Linked DNA regions of Mus musculus: regions 2 and 3 are each linked to region 1. Evidence: chromatin loops called from intact Hi-C (ENCODE). Cell type or tissue: heart. All regions are shown on one strand. Region 1 has its middle 8.1 kb from the start of Paqr9. Region 2 overlaps Pcolce2 (procollagen C-endopeptidase enhancer 2). Region 3 has its middle 18 kb from the start of Gm32542.

Evidence for each region. Peaks named below come from ENCODE experiments on the same cell type or tissue, not always from the same donor. Only the 100,000 strongest peaks of a DNase experiment are listed, where the experiment ranks them.
Region 2: it touches region 1 in a loop (2.7-fold over the local background); 15 of 42 quality-filtered maps call a loop at or near these places.
Region 3: it touches region 1 in a loop (2.4-fold over the local background); 4 of 42 quality-filtered maps call a loop at or near these places.

What each region holds. Positions count from the first base shown.
Region 1 is chr9:95,549,060-95,554,059 of GRCm38, reverse strand. No RefSeq gene overlaps it. Among named protein-coding and RNA genes, the nearest start is that of Paqr9, 8.1 kb to the left of the region's middle. In heart, a CTCF peak has its summit at 3,116; a DNase peak (open chromatin) is centred at 2,969; H3K4me3 peaks cover 356 bases; H3K27ac peaks cover 1,922 bases.
Region 2 is chr9:95,673,669-95,678,668 of GRCm38, reverse strand. It overlaps Pcolce2 (procollagen C-endopeptidase enhancer 2), which reads right to left. Exons shown (of 9, transcript NM_029620.2): 4 at 200-324. It also overlaps the pseudogene Itpa-ps2. Among named protein-coding and RNA genes, the nearest start is that of Gm39407, 31 kb to the left of the region's middle. In heart, CTCF peaks have their summits at 2,439 (motif pointing right) and 3,239; a DNase peak (open chromatin) is centred at 3,198.
Region 3 is chr9:95,596,588-95,601,587 of GRCm38, reverse strand. No RefSeq gene overlaps it. Among named protein-coding and RNA genes, the nearest start is that of Gm32542, 18 kb to the right of the region's middle. In heart, a CTCF peak has its summit at 1,966 (motif pointing left); no DNase peak of the experiment used is centred here; H3K4me3 peaks cover 695 bases.

The sequences.
Region 1 (5,000 bases):
TGGCAGCTGATGGCCGTAGGAAGGAAAGGATCTGGCTGAAATACTACTGCGCTCTGAACGTGGAAGGGAGGGCGCCTCAGCTATCAGCTCGTCGAGATTCACATTCACTGCTGGTTCTACTGAGTTTGAAAATGCAGTAGTGCTCGTTGTTGTGGTTTCAGTGTCTGTAGAAAGTGTTTACGGCCAAAATGACCTAGGCACCATTCACTAAACCAAGAGAAGCATATCACACTCTTAAGTGTTGATTGCTTAGTGTGCACCAGTGATGTCACATCTGTCTTGTGCCCCATGTGCAAACCATAGGCGTGTGATTGGGGTCACCCTGGAGGCTCCCTCCTCTGCACACTTAAGCCAAGTTTACAAAGGGGACAAGCATCTTTTTTCTTTCTAGGGACCTGCTTTTCCCCACGATCACTCACTGGTCTCTGTCCTTGGAGCCACAAGTTCTTGTTTCTCCCCCCCTCTCTCTCTCCCCCTCCCCTATGGTCAAATGAACGCTAGAGGGTGTTTGTGTGTGTGTGTGTGTGTGTGTGTGTGTTGTTGTTGTTGTTGTTGTTGTTATTTGTTGCTGGTTTGGAATGTTTGCTTTCCTTCCTGCCTCTACCTCCCAAATGCTGGGGTTACAAGCAGGTACCGCTGGCAACAAGAATATTTTCTTTTGTTAGTCTTTTTTTTTTTTTTTCCTTTTGGACAGGGTTTTATGTAGCTCAGGCCGACGTCTAAGTAGCTGAGGATAACCTTGGATTCCTGATCTTCCTGCCTCTGCCTCCCAAGTACTGAGATCACAGATGTGTTCCATCACATCCTGGTCATGTCACCACACCCAACTAGTTTGTTGCTTTTTTGATCCCTGCCTTGTCCTTCTGCCTTCTCCCCACCCCTCCTTCCATCCTACTTCTCTTTCTCCTTCCACCAAGTCTCAAGTCTAGCTGCCTCAATCTTATGTACACTTAATAACTGTCTAGAGGCACGTCTGGATGCTGGGCTGGCGTTATTTGCTGGACCCATAGTGAGCCTCTGGAGACAGCTCGCAGGCACTAGTAAGCATCATTGTGCTCCAAGCCAGTAGCAAGAAGGGAGGGTGGAGGGAGAGAGAGAGAGAGAGAGAGAGAGAGAGAGAGAGAGAGAGAGAGAGAGAGAGAGTGGCACAGGCAGTGCAAGCAGAGTCCACCTTGTTTTCAGGAGCAGGGAAAAGGTGCCACCATGTTTTAACACAACCATCTTAAAATGATTTACCTAGGTCAGCTGTTTTAAAGTCAGGACAGTTCCGATACCACCCTAAATACCATTGAGCTTTGTCTGCTTTTCTAAATGTTGTGCTAAAGAGGCTCAACAGGCATAGGCACTTGCTGATAGGCCTAGGGGTGTGAGTTCAGTCCCTGAAGCCCACATGCCAGGAGAGGACAGACTCCTGCAGGTGTCCTCTGACCTCCACATATTTGCTGTGGTGAACAATCACCAAGTCCAAAATAAATAAATCATTAAAAAAAAAAAAAAAAAAAGCCTGCAGCCTTCTCTGACCATGACCTCGTGGGGGTTAAGGCTGGGGCAAGGGTTAAACCAGGTAAACTTCTGAGTCCTGAATTGTCCACACCGGCTCATCCCTGAGAGAACTACGGGTCCTGGAGAATTGGCCCCTTCCTCCTAGTGCCTGCCCACCTGCGCTGCAGGGGCATCACTGGGCTCACTGGCTCGTGATTAACAAACAGAGCCGGAGCTGGCGAGTGGGCCTGGAGCTGGCGAGTGGGCCTTCCTTTCTTTCCCACTTAACATAGCAGGAAGGGCCATCTGTGCATTTTTCAGACTTCCTGATTACGCTAACCTTGTTTCTGGAGGATGCTTGGGAGGGTGGAACGGGAACTGAAAGGCTCTGTGGGCTCCCATTCTGTCTGATACTCGAGAATGCAGTGCAAACTTTGAGCATTTCCAGCAAGACACTCTTTACGGCCACTTAGGGGAGACAAAAGTCCCCGGGGCTGCTCGATGTGAACTGCACACTGCATTATGTTCTCAAATCACTTTTCATTTTCCACTACCCAATAGTTTGATGTGGGGATGTCAAAACTACATATTTGTTAAGGCTTTTTTTTTAAAGGTTTTTTCTTTTCTTTTTTAATGTTTATGGGCATTTCGCTTACATGTATTTCTGTGTACCACGTGTGTGTCTGGCTCCTGAGCAGGCAGAGAGGCCATCAGGTTCCCTGAAACTAGAGTTATGGATGGTTGGGGCTGTCATGTAGGTGATGGGAATCAAACCCATGTTGTCTGCAAGAAAAAGTGCTCAATTCCTGGTCTCTCTCCCCATTGTATGGTATTTGAAACAAGTCAGAAATAAAGCATAAATCAAGTCTCATAAAAAATAATTCTCATGAAAAAGAGTGGGAAATATCTAATTTACTTGTTTTTTATAATTAAAAATATTAAATATACTAATGTATGCTGTTTTTATGCTTACCATGTTGACTCTGCTGTGTAGAATGTCTTGCTGAGGGAAGATTAATGTTAAAATACAGATAACAGTGAAGGGCTAAGTCAAGGAGGCGAACATTTCTCTGTGTGAATCGGATGTGGAAAACGGCCAGCCACCAGTTTCTATACTGAGTGTTATTGTCGTTAAAGCTTATATAATTTTAAAATCCTGGTGCTACCTGCTTGTGGATGGTGTCCTGCTAATGGTTAATGGAGAGGGAACCCAGTGGAGGGGCAGCCTTGGAATTCTGTCCTGTGTGATTGGTAGTGCTTGGTCTAAGAGAGAGAGAAAAAAATAGTTTTGAAAGATTTGGATGAGTAATTTCCAGCCTTCCTCCTCCTCCTCATCTTCCTGACTGTCTCAGCTTTCCTATGGTTCCTCTAGAGGAGTCTCACTAAGAAAGGCTGTCTGTGGCTGTGCTTGGGCTGTCCCTGACCTGTGGCCCATTTTAAGAGGAGAGGGCTTATCTGCAGAGTCAGCCATGCTCTGCCACCAGGCCCTGAGCCAGGCATGCGCTATCTTCCCTGGAGAGGGGTTATCTTTTTCTTAGTTCACTGGGAGGCTGTGAGCTGTCCTTGGTGGGGGGCGTGGGGGTGGGTCGTACTTGGTTCACTCTCTACCGCCTCCTGCCTCTCCTGCCTAGCACACTTTTCTTTCATGTCACTGCCTAGTATCACCCAAATGGATGATTAACGCTCTCCCATGGGCCAGTGAGGTGGCTCAGGAGGTCAAGGTGTTTGTCATTAAGCTTAACAACCTGAGTTTGATTACCAGTGCTCAAGTGTACACACGCGCACACACACACACACACACACACACACACACACACACACACACACTCATGCACACACACAAATAAATTAATAATAAATTAAATACAATTACGTAGGGCTCCTCTAAATCCTTCCTAAACTCAGAGACTAGGCTCAGCTTGGAGTATTTGTATTGACAGTGAACTGGAAGTCTCCACAACCCAGACCTGTTTAGCCAAAAATAGAAAACTCAAAAGCTGTTGGCTGTGAACCTCAAAGACTTGAACAGTGGTTTCTGCTCTTCACCACTAATCACTTAAAAGGGGACCTTAAAAGAAAGAAAGAAAAAGAAAGAAAGGAAGAAAGAAGGAAGAAAGAAAGAAAGAAAAAAGATTCACGCTACATCTTCCAGCTCTTCCAGAAGAATAGGGGGTGGTGATGTGTGACATTGGTGATTTATCTGGAAAGAAACGACACGGAACACTAGGTTATCTTGGTAGGATGAGTCGCAGGGCTTTCATTTGAATTTTAAAGGTCAATCAGAACAAAGTAGTTTGTATTAAAGGGAATTCTTGAAATCCCGTCTATTATTAGCATCATTTTGCACCCCTGCCGCTCAGCAGAGCCTCGCTGTGTTCTCACCTCTCCAGAAAATACAAGACATGTCAGTGTAGATACCGTGTAGTATGTAAAAACCTAGCACTAGCAGAACCTCCCGAGGGAAGCTGGTTTAGACACTGGGAGTTTCACACGTGGAGTGAGACTCTAAGGCTACCGTGCACTGAAGTTAGGTCCTGGTAAAGCACAGCCAAGTATGCAGACACAGAAACTTCAGCTGATGTGGAAGCCATGCCTATGCCTCACATTGGCAGTTGGGGTAACCTGTTACCGGGGCGAACACAGCCCAGCAGCAAAGCCTTATTTGGGACAAAGGGGGAGCAGCCAGGCCTCAGTTGCAAGCAGGTTTATTGAGTGTGTTCTCTGATGCTGATGGATGTAGTATTTTCTTTAGGGATCAGGTGACTTGGCAGCATCCTGGGGACCGCCAACGCTAAAGGTGACTCCAGGGCTGGAGTCCAGAGCTCAGGAAGAAAATGATCTCTGAGAAATGTGGGTCTGTGAGAGGTGGAGGAAGACCTGAGCTTGGTACCAATAACAGACGGACTCCAAACAGTAAGACAGTGTCCCACTTCACTGAGGTTGGATTTTCTTTCCCCTGATGTATCAGCAAAAAACTTCTTAGTCTTGTGGGGGTTTTGTTTGTTTTGGTTTTCTTGTTTGTTTTTGGTTGGTTTGCTTGTTTTGTTTTGAGACAGGGTTTCTCTGTGTAGCCTTGGCTGTCCTGGAACTTGCTCTGTAGACCAGGCTGGCCTCGAACTTAGACATTTGCCTGCCTCTGCCACTCAAGCACTGGGATTAAAGGCATGTGCTACCACTTCGCAGCTGATAGCTTTGTATTTGTAAGAGCTTGTATTTGTGTGTTTTGGTGTGATGACATAGAGAGGCTGTAGCTGACAATAGCTCCTGGGCAAAGAGTAGTTTATGCCTTCTTGCCTGGCCCTTTCAGGAGCATTGTTCCCAAGTCAGGGTTCTTCTCCTGTGTGTTCTGCATGTTTTCTGTCATAGAGTTATGGTAGTGTTTAGCCTTGAATGCAAAATGTATGTGCGAATGTATTTTTCCTTCTCTCCCTGTCTGCAAGTTCAGCCTCTCAGTGTAGGGGACTCTCCTTCCTGTGGACCAATCCTGCAGCCCAGCCACGTGTAGGAACATATCACCA
Region 2 (5,000 bases), 120 kb before region 1:
GGCAGAGAGGCAGAGAGAGAAGCAGAGAGAGAGGCAGAGAGGCAGAGAGAGAGGCAGAGGCAGAGGCAGAGGCTCACACTGTGGTCAATTTATACCAGAGGTGGAGGCTCATACCTTGGGCAATTCACATAAGAGGCAGAGGCTCACACTCAGGGAAATTCACACATACTCACTTTCATCACATTTTTTGGGGCCTCACCTGGTTCTTCGGAGCTATGATGTGCCACACACAAGTAACTCCCACGGGGTAATCTCGGTCTGGCCAGTTGGGAGTTTTAAAGGTACCGGAAGGTTTTTCAAGGCGTCCTCCACAATACCGGTCTCCTGAAGTTATTAAATATGAAAACCACACAAGTTTATATCCTAACATAGATCACAGTAGCACAATCGCCTGGAGATCAGGAATGAGAGCATTAGGGGCATCATAGAATATCCAGGCAATGGTAGAGGCTCTCCTGTTTTCTCTTTGGAAAAAAATGACCACACAATCTGCTCTGTATGTCTAATTTGCTTCTGAGATGGTCTTATGTAGCACAAGCTAGGCACAAATGCAGTGTGCAGTTGAGTCTGGCTTTGCTCTTCCTGCCTCCACCTCTAGCGCTGTGATTACATTGCTATCACCAAACCCAGCTCACTGACTACTTTTAGTGCCTGACACATCACACAAGACAAGGAGGGAACAGACCAAGAGCCACAGCTTTTTTCCTGACCATTGTTTTCCTCCTTTTGGACAAAAAAATTCCTACCCATTCAGAATTGTAGCTTGTGCAATGAATCCACTTAGAATTCTCAAGGCATTGGCTCATTGGTTATTTATTAAATTCCCCAAGGACAAAATTTAAATTAGCTCTTTTTTTTCTTCAAGACAGGGTTTCTCTGTATAGCCCAGGCTGTCCTGGAACTCACTTTGTAGACCAGGCTGGCCTTGAACTCAGAGATCCACCTGCCTCTGCCTCCCTAGTGCTGGGATTAAAGGTGTGTGCCACCATGCCCAGCCTAAATTAGCTCTTATAGACAGTTTTTATTACTAATATCTAGTAATACTTCTATTTATCTATCACCTATTTATCTATTATGTATAGTCTAGTAACATATGTAATAATTTTTAGGGATTACTCTATTCATCAAAACAATGCATATTTATAAATCTGAGGCATTAGCCAATGAGGACCTGAGTTTGTTTCCCAGAACTTTCCCAGGTAATAAGTGCCAGGCATGGTAGTGTGTGTGTGTGTGTGTGTGTGTGTGTGTGTGTGTGTGTGTAATCTCAGCTCTGGGGAGTGGAGACACACAGATTCTTAGGGTGCACCAGCCAGCCAGTCTAGCACAGCAGGCAAGCTCCGGGTGCCAGACTGAGAGCCTATCTCAAATCCAGGGGTAAGGATGACATCTGCCTTCCACACACATGTGCACACACATGACCATGCGCACTCACACTCATACCCACACAAAAGCCTGTTTATTAACTTCCAGCAATACAGGAAAACATAGAAGGAAAATTTACCCCAGTCCCACCACCTAAAAGCCAACACCGTTAACATGTAACACATTTTAATTTAGATACTGGATGCAAGTACTGATATGCACTTTGTATACGAGGAAAGAGTTTTAGAAATCTATTTTGATATAAAGTTAGAAATCTAATTTCACTTAGAACGAACTCACAAATAACTGAGCTGAGACTAAAGGAACAAAATGTTTTTTTCAACATGGAGAAGTCTTAAATACGTAGATTTAAGAAAACATACTATAAAATTTGAGTTTGGAATAATTTCTAAACTATGAGTGAAAACTTAAAGCATACATATAGTGAATAGAATAGAGAGGCCCCTGTGTACCCAGCATCCATTGCCAGCCACACCCATCATCCATTGTCAGCCGCACCCATCGTCCATTGTCAGCCACACCCATCATCCATTGTCAGCCGCACCCATCGTCCATTGTCAGCCACACCCATCATCCATTGTCAGCCGCACCCATCGTCCATTGTCAGCCACACCCATCATCCATTGTCAGCCGCACCCATCGTCCATTGTCAGCCACACCCATCGTCCATTGTCAGCCACACCCATCATCCATTGTCAGCCACACCCATCATCCATTGTCAGCCACACCCATCATCCATTGTCAGCCGCACCCATCATCCATTGTCAGCCGCACCCATCATCCATTGTCAGCCGCTGTCATTGGTTTTCTGTTTTCTCCCTGTGGTTACTCAATCCCCTCCACCTGCTTCATTGTTTTATTATTTTAATGTCACAGGTCTGGGAAGGTACACTCATCAATCTTAACTTTACAAGATTGACAAATAAATGCACCCATGTGAGCCACACTCCTGAGGTGATATGGAATCCATCTCTCACAAAACACCCATCATATCACTTTTCTGAAAACTTGTCACCGTAGTTTTATCCTGGAGCTTCGTATAACTTGAGTCCTGTAGGGGGCACCCCCTGTCTTCCGCTGCTGTCTTTGGTGGTTGTATTTTACACTGTTGGGTAGTGTTCCACTGTCTGCACACACAGCCATTTGTGTGCCCATTCTTCTACTGATGCTCCTTTTGGGTTGTGTTGTAGATTGAAATGTATTGTTATAATAAATGACCGGGCAAAGGGTTTTTGGGCATTCTAGACTGTAATCAGGCTTGCAGTGGCCACACCTTTGGTGGGGAAGAAGATACGTGTTTGTGAGGAGAAGTGCAAAGAAGCTGGAGGAGCTCATTCAGATTCTAGGAGATAAGTTTCCACGCCCTTTGGTGGCACAGGAACATTGACCTTCCTGAGTACCAGGGAGAGCCAGGTGAAATTTCCATACAGAAGTGACTGGAGGCAGCTTGCTAGGTGCAGGGCTCTGTACTGGTGGAGAATACGTGTCCAGGCTTTAATGCACTTGGGGGACTCCCTGGACCCTACCTAAGATGGTTCCTGCAGAAGCTGAAGCCTAAAGGTCTCCACTAGCTCCTGACTAGCTTTGCAGACGAATCAGCCTATGCACTCTGCACTATGCTCTCAGCACTGGGGACCCAAGCCAGCCAGTGCTCCTGTTCAGAGGCCAGACCTCGGGACAGATTATGATACCACGAGGCTGCCGGGACTTTGGCTGGGATCCCTGCTTTCCGCCTGATGGATATGAACAAATATATACAGAGATACCAAAGGCTGAGAACACCATTTCTCGTCGGTTCCGAGCCCTGCTCAAGCTGCAGGAGTACTTTAGTGTGGCTGCTGGGACTGGTGACCACTAGGGCTGTGGGTGTGTGGAGGGAGAGAGGGGGTAGTGTAGAATGTCCCAGGAGGCAGGCACTCCTGGCAAGGATTCTCTGGGTTTCCCTTTGCCAGGGGATCCAGGCAGCTTCAGCAGCCAGTTCTTGGAAGAGAAGTTGGCTCTGCATCAGGGAACGCTGGGCCAGTTGATATTAAACTCCTGCCCTTCAGGATTCAAGAGTTGCCTTTGGCCAGGCATACACACTTTTAGTCCCAGAATTTGGGAGGTAGAGGCAGACAGATCTTTGTGAGTTGGAGACTAGCCTGGTTTGCATAGTGAATTCCTGGACAGCCAGAGTTACATAGTGAGACCCTGTCTCAAAAACAAAACAAAACACCAAAGCAACAACAAAAAAGAGTTGTTCTTGCAGCTGCTGACTCTGGGATCCTGAGAAAAATTGGAGTGTTTACATTTCGTATCTGGTTAAGGGTCTGGCAAAGAAACACAACTTTTGCATACAGAATGTAGAAAATGTAAATTCTGGAGGGCATTTGTTTCCAAAATAAATGGTGTGTCTGCTTTGAAAAAAAAAAAAAAAAAAAAAGCAAAAACATCATGACCAAAAGCAATTTGGGACTTGGGGGTGGAGGTGGGTACTTCAGGATTTTATTTTGCTTATATGTTCTGACACAGTCACTCATGAAGGGAAGTCAGGGCAGGAACTTAAGGCTGGAACTGAAGAAGAGGTTATGGTGGAATACTGCTGACTGGCTTTCTCCCTGTGGTTTACTCAGCCTGTTCTTATGCAGCCTAGGACCACTGGCCCAGGAGTGGTGCCGTCCATAGTGGGCTTGGTCCTCCCACGTCAATCCTTAATTAAAAACTTCTCCACAGACTTGCCTAGAGATGGAGGCACTTTCTCCATTGAGATACCCTCATTGCAGATGACCTTAGCTTGTGTCAAGCTGACAGAAAATTAACTGGCCCAGGTAGGTTGCTTTCAGTGTAAGTTATTGATAGCGAGGCTGCCATGATTGTTTTTGTGTATGTCTTCTTTGTTGATGCGTGTTGAAGTTTTTTTTTTTTTAAGTCTTTGGCTTATATTGTAATGCTTAATACTGGCCCCCAAGGCCTGGTGGCCTTTAGGAATTTAGAGGGTGTGCACATAGACCCAAGAGACACTACGGGACCTTGCCCCCCCACCCCGCCCCCAAGTTATCCCAGATTAGTGAATAAAGGTGCCTACAGCTTATAGCTGGGCAGAACTGAACTAGGTGGAGCTTGGGGTTCCTGGGCTTGATGTATGAGAAGAACCACAGGGGAGGGAGAAGGTGGTGGAGAGAGAAGATGCCGTGAGACAAGAATCATAAAATCATGGCCAGGAGGGCTGGGTGATTGGAGTTAAGAGCAGCCCAGACAGAACATGGCAAATCATATTGTGGGGCTATTGGCAGGGAAATAGACATAATAGCATAGAAGGTAGATGCGTGCCCAGCCCTGGTGCAGATTAAGGCTTATTACAATATAAAAGCTGTGTGTCTTTTATCTGGGAACTGAATGACCAAAGACAGGGTAGAAACCCCAGATTGAGATTAAATACTTTCTCCAACAGATGTGGTTATTTTTTCATTTTCTTACAATATCCAAGAATGCATGGCTGGGCCAGATAACTTCATTAAACAATTCATTCCAACACAACTTCTCCAGACACCAAAGAGTCTGTTGTCATTTTATACTTCTCCAGAAGTACAGAAGTCATTGGCTCCTTCCCATTCTTGGTATCACACAATGTTATA
Region 3 (5,000 bases), 48 kb before region 1:
TGCTCAGAGTGCTTTCCTATAGGGCTCAGAGCCACCAGCCAGGGTCAGCAGCAGTCACAGTGGGCTGGCCACTCCTGAATCAATCACTAAGAAAATGCCCTATAGGCTTGCCTGCTTACATCACCATCTTCTGGAGGCATTTTCTCTATTAAGGTCCCGTCTGTTCAGTTTGTGTCAAGTTGACATGAAATTCGCCAGCACTTTTCCCCAAAGCCTAATATAGTTATTAAAAGAATAAAAATGCTACTTTGTCGAATACTTTGTGATCATTCTTAGTCCTTCCAAATATTGCTTTGAGTCGATCTTGTAAATCAACTGGCTTGTCAATCTGCAGCTATTAAGTCTCTGACTCTGAGGAGAACGGGGAGTCGGGGGAGTCAGGAAGGGGAGGACGCAAGAGAAGTAATATGTGATGTGTGCTCCTGATCGGACATCTGCTTTGTGCTGTGAACACTCACACAGAACATACAGAAATGGGCTGAGGGTGTGGGTGGTTGTAGACCCAGCAGGTATTGGGTCCGGGTGTTCATGATCCAGTACTACAAAACAAATAAACCCCACACCGAGGTATTGCCCATGTTTCCTGGTAGAATGAATGGCACAACACTCCTTCACTAAAACCACATCAACCGCCCATACTGGTTCTGAAGCCGTCTCTGACTGCAACTCAATTGTAATCCTCTCAGAGTTGACACTGTAGCTAAGGATGCTTCTCTGAGCACAGAACAGGATTTAGATGAAGCAAGGGTTAGTCATCCCTCCACCAGACAATTCACAACAAGCAGAAGAGGACAGCGGAGCTCACAGACCTGCAGTGTAGTCAGGGAGCTGGGACTCAGGGTGCACCTTGGGTATTTGTACAGAGCAGGTCCTTCTTAAACATCTGCCTCCATAGTCCACTATCAATATTCATGGATACACTAAGGAAGAATAATTGTCCAAAGTTTGTAGGTCAGTTTAAAAAAATAAGCAATAAAATAAATTATTAGCTTATCAGTAGAGGGAAATGTAATTGATTAGTTTCCTTAATTGTATTACTATTGTTTAAAAGAATGAGAAAAATATACATGCCTTCATATTAATGACTATAGAAATTACTATAAACATCACAGCCTAATAATACTTACTAGTAAAAAGAGTCAATAGAAATTTATCAAGTCTATCATATGTGAACTTGAATTAACAAGCTCCCCCTCCCAGCCCCAAACAAAACAACAACAAAAAACACAACTTGCAAATTTTTTTTTTGCTGTTTTAAAATGTAGTCCCGAGCATAGGCTCCATGAGAGCTTTTGTGAGAGAATTAAGTTGATAAGAAAGACTGAAGTACCCTGCATGCTATGACGGCCACAGTTCTGGCATGACTTAGTGAATGCAGAAACAGAGGCTGTCAGGCACACAGGTTGATGATGAAGGTGCCCCCAGAGCTCCAGCATCTGTGATCCTGAGCCATTAGGGGCTTAGCTTTCAAACAAATGCCTCTGGATTCATCCATTTCTGTCAGGGCATCTCTGAGTTGATTTGGCTGGGGCTACAGGGCTGACTAAAGGACAGGCTGGGTCATATGCTAATTGTCTTTATTACAAAATCCTGGCAAGTGCAGACGTTGCTTAAAGGCTAAGTCGAGGAAGATGCTTGGAGCGGGGAGGGTGTCGAGCTTGATGTACAATTGCTAGTGTGTCATCATATTAAAAACAGAGCAACCTTTAGTCTTCTGTATTAGTGTGTTTAAAATCTCTGTAGTCCACGTGTTTCTTTATTCCCTGGGGCCACACCCATCACTGCCCTATGCATACCAATGCCATAAGAGATGAGGAAATTAGTATTGGAGGGATTGGAGAGATGGCTTAGTGTTTAAGCACTTTAGTTAATGCTCTTCCAGAGGACCTGGGTTCAATTTCCAGTACCCATAGATGGCTCATAAGCCTCTGTATCTCCAGTTCCAGGGGATTGGATGCCCTCTTCTGGCCTCTGTAGGCACTGCGTGTGCATGGTGTGTGTGCACCCGTACACATAAAGTAAGAACTTAAAAAAAAAAAAATCTTTTGAAGTCATGTGGATGTTGGGTAGGTAGTAATAGGCTTCCATTGAACTTCACCAAGCTCTGGTGGACACGCTAGATCTTAATAAGGAGTAGCCCAATGTTACTTTCCATAGATTATGAAATGACATCACACGCTGCTTATGTGTTTGCTGAATGCAAAGTAGGTGTTGGGCTGTGTGAGTCTGTGGTGTCGGTGTGGATGAGAAGGGCTGTGTGCACACAGGGGGAGGGGAGGGGAGAGATGGTGGCAAAAAGAATTAAATGAGCACCAAACAACACCAGTGCTCTCTCCGGTGAACACCGGAATGTTCTGGGTTTAGAATGAATAAGGATTTAAATATTAGCTTTTCTCTTCAATTCCAAATGACTCATATTTATTAAATTCCTACTTTGGGCTTTCTTGTGAATTTGGCAACAGATACTTATTTGCAGCTTAAGAAGGAGATTTGCAGTGGGAATATTTGGTTATTCCACCACCCTGGGGATGAATTTATGGATCAACAGATGGGCTTCTGTAGTACTTTTTAAACAATACACTTTATTTATTTATTATTTGTGTATATGAGGGTTCGTACTTGCCACTGTATATGTATGTGTGGAGCTCAGTGGACAACTTGCAGGGGATTCTGGGAGTCATTCTGGTTCATCAGCTGGTGCCTTTACCTGCTGCTATCTGGCTAGCTTTTGGTGTTGTTCTCAAGGAAGGATAGAAAATTAGAATCGGTAAGCAGCAACTGTCTGAAACTGTTATTTAAGACTGTGAGCTGATGAAGCCAGTGAAGTTAAAATCAGCATCCCCAATAAACTCAAGAGAAATCTCCTGTGTGTGCATCAGATGCAGGCGAGCCTATCCTATCAGTCCGAGTTCATCAGTCTTACTCAATGCTAAGCTGAGCCTTAAGGAAGATCACCGTTGATCACCTTGGCAGGACATTTCGCTCATTGCCACGAAAGCTCTCAGGATCCACAGCTACAGCAGCCATGCCGCAGCAGTTGCCTCTCTGTTCAGGCAGCCTGGCCAGAGCCAGCTGCTCCTGGTTACACTGCCTCACGCCTTCCACTGCACGCTGTCATAAGGTACAAGAGGCAGTGGGACCCGCGCTGGGACGCCCCCTTGATAAAGCTCGGAAGGCTTCAGGCAGCAAGTGCACTGCTCTGTGTCTGCTCACTACTAGCTACCGCTCATCACGGACAAATGGCATAGCTGCTTCTGCTACGCTGTTTGGACGTTCATACGTTACTGTCTACTAAGATAAACTTTATTCACAGTGAGGCAGGGGGTAGGAGAGAGTCTAGGAATGAATTCTTCCCCTCCCCAAAGGGACTCTTTAGAAAAATGGTTCCGTGTAGTTTGTCTCGAAATTCCTACCCGACAAACAACCCACCCCACTTTCTAGTACAGCGCTAGAGAGCTCAACTCAGTGATAAACCGCGCTTTCTTCCCCTCCCTTCACCTCATCAATTCCTTCACTGCTCACCTTGGAGACTTCCTTCACTCTCGCTGCCTGGAGTTCCTGCTTGCCTAACACAGCCAGTCTGGAAAACCCAGACTCAGGAGAAAAAAAAAAGTTTACTGCAGCAAAATTGTCACAATGCTCAGACATTGTCTTACAGCCACAGAAAGTAATTAAGTCATTAACTCGGGGAACGAGGGAAATATGAGCTGAAAACTAGATAGAAAACAAACCCGGGACAGCCTGACCCTAACGTTTCTCTTCTGTTCTTTCTCTGCTGCTCATTTGAAAACAGTTGGGTAAATATTATGCTTTAAGTGAATACAATATTGTAAAAAGCTTTGAATGCCCTAGAGGAAAACTGTTTTAAATATAGTCACATGGGGTTTCAAAGGTTGAACTGTGATCTTCCTTAAAGATCAACCTAATGATGGGGCGCCAGGAGAACTGTAGCTAGCTGATTTCATTGTTGTGTGAATAGTTTAGTGTGCCTGCACACCCCTCAATTGTGTAGATCTTTCACTGGACAATCGTGGAAACTCCGAGATGTACACAGAGTGTTGCTGGCCTTGTGCAGCAACTGCTTTGACGAAAGCTGTTTCTAGAACCAAAAGGACTAAATATAAAGCAATGACCGTTCAGAGACATAGCTAAGCAGCAGTGTGTGTGTTTAGCATGCGCAAGGCCCTGGGTTTGATGCTCAGTGGCATAAACAATCCATTGATCGATTAAAGTTTAAAAAGTCAGTGAAAAAATAAAACGGTCTTTGCATATCAATACCAAGTATTGTATTATTATATTGAATGTCTTTGCTAAAGTTTTACACAGCTAGCAGTGTAGTGGATGTTTTATATAAGCATTAACACCAATCCATCTCTCTAAAGTGTGATGAATGCTCTGTTTCTGTTTCAGAAGGTACAGGTCTGTCCTTGGCAGATATAACAGGCAAATATGTGTGTGTGTGTGTGTGTGTGTGTGTGTGTGTGTGTATGTATATGTATGTATATGTATATACATATGTATACACATACATATGTGTGTATATATACATATGTATACATGTGTGTATGTATATATACACATACACATATATATGTGTGTGTATACATATTATGTATATATATGTATGTGTGTATGTATATATACATATACATATATATGTATATATATGTATGTATGTGTGTGTATCTGTATGTACATACACACACACACACACACACACACACACACACACACACACACACAAACATATTTGCCTGATATATCTGCCAAGGATTTGTATATCCTGGTATATATCCTTGGATATATACCCAAGGATAGACTGAAAACTTGGCTTTGGACCTTTGATCCACCAAATGTGCTTTTGAAGAAGATTGTCTGGCCTCTGGGAAGGAGTACAGGGGTCCCACACCCAAGTGGCACAGGCTCAGGAGGGAAACGGTCTCAGAAGAGCTTAAGAAGGTGGAAGTAGAGCGGTGAATTAGTTTTCCATTTCCATGGTA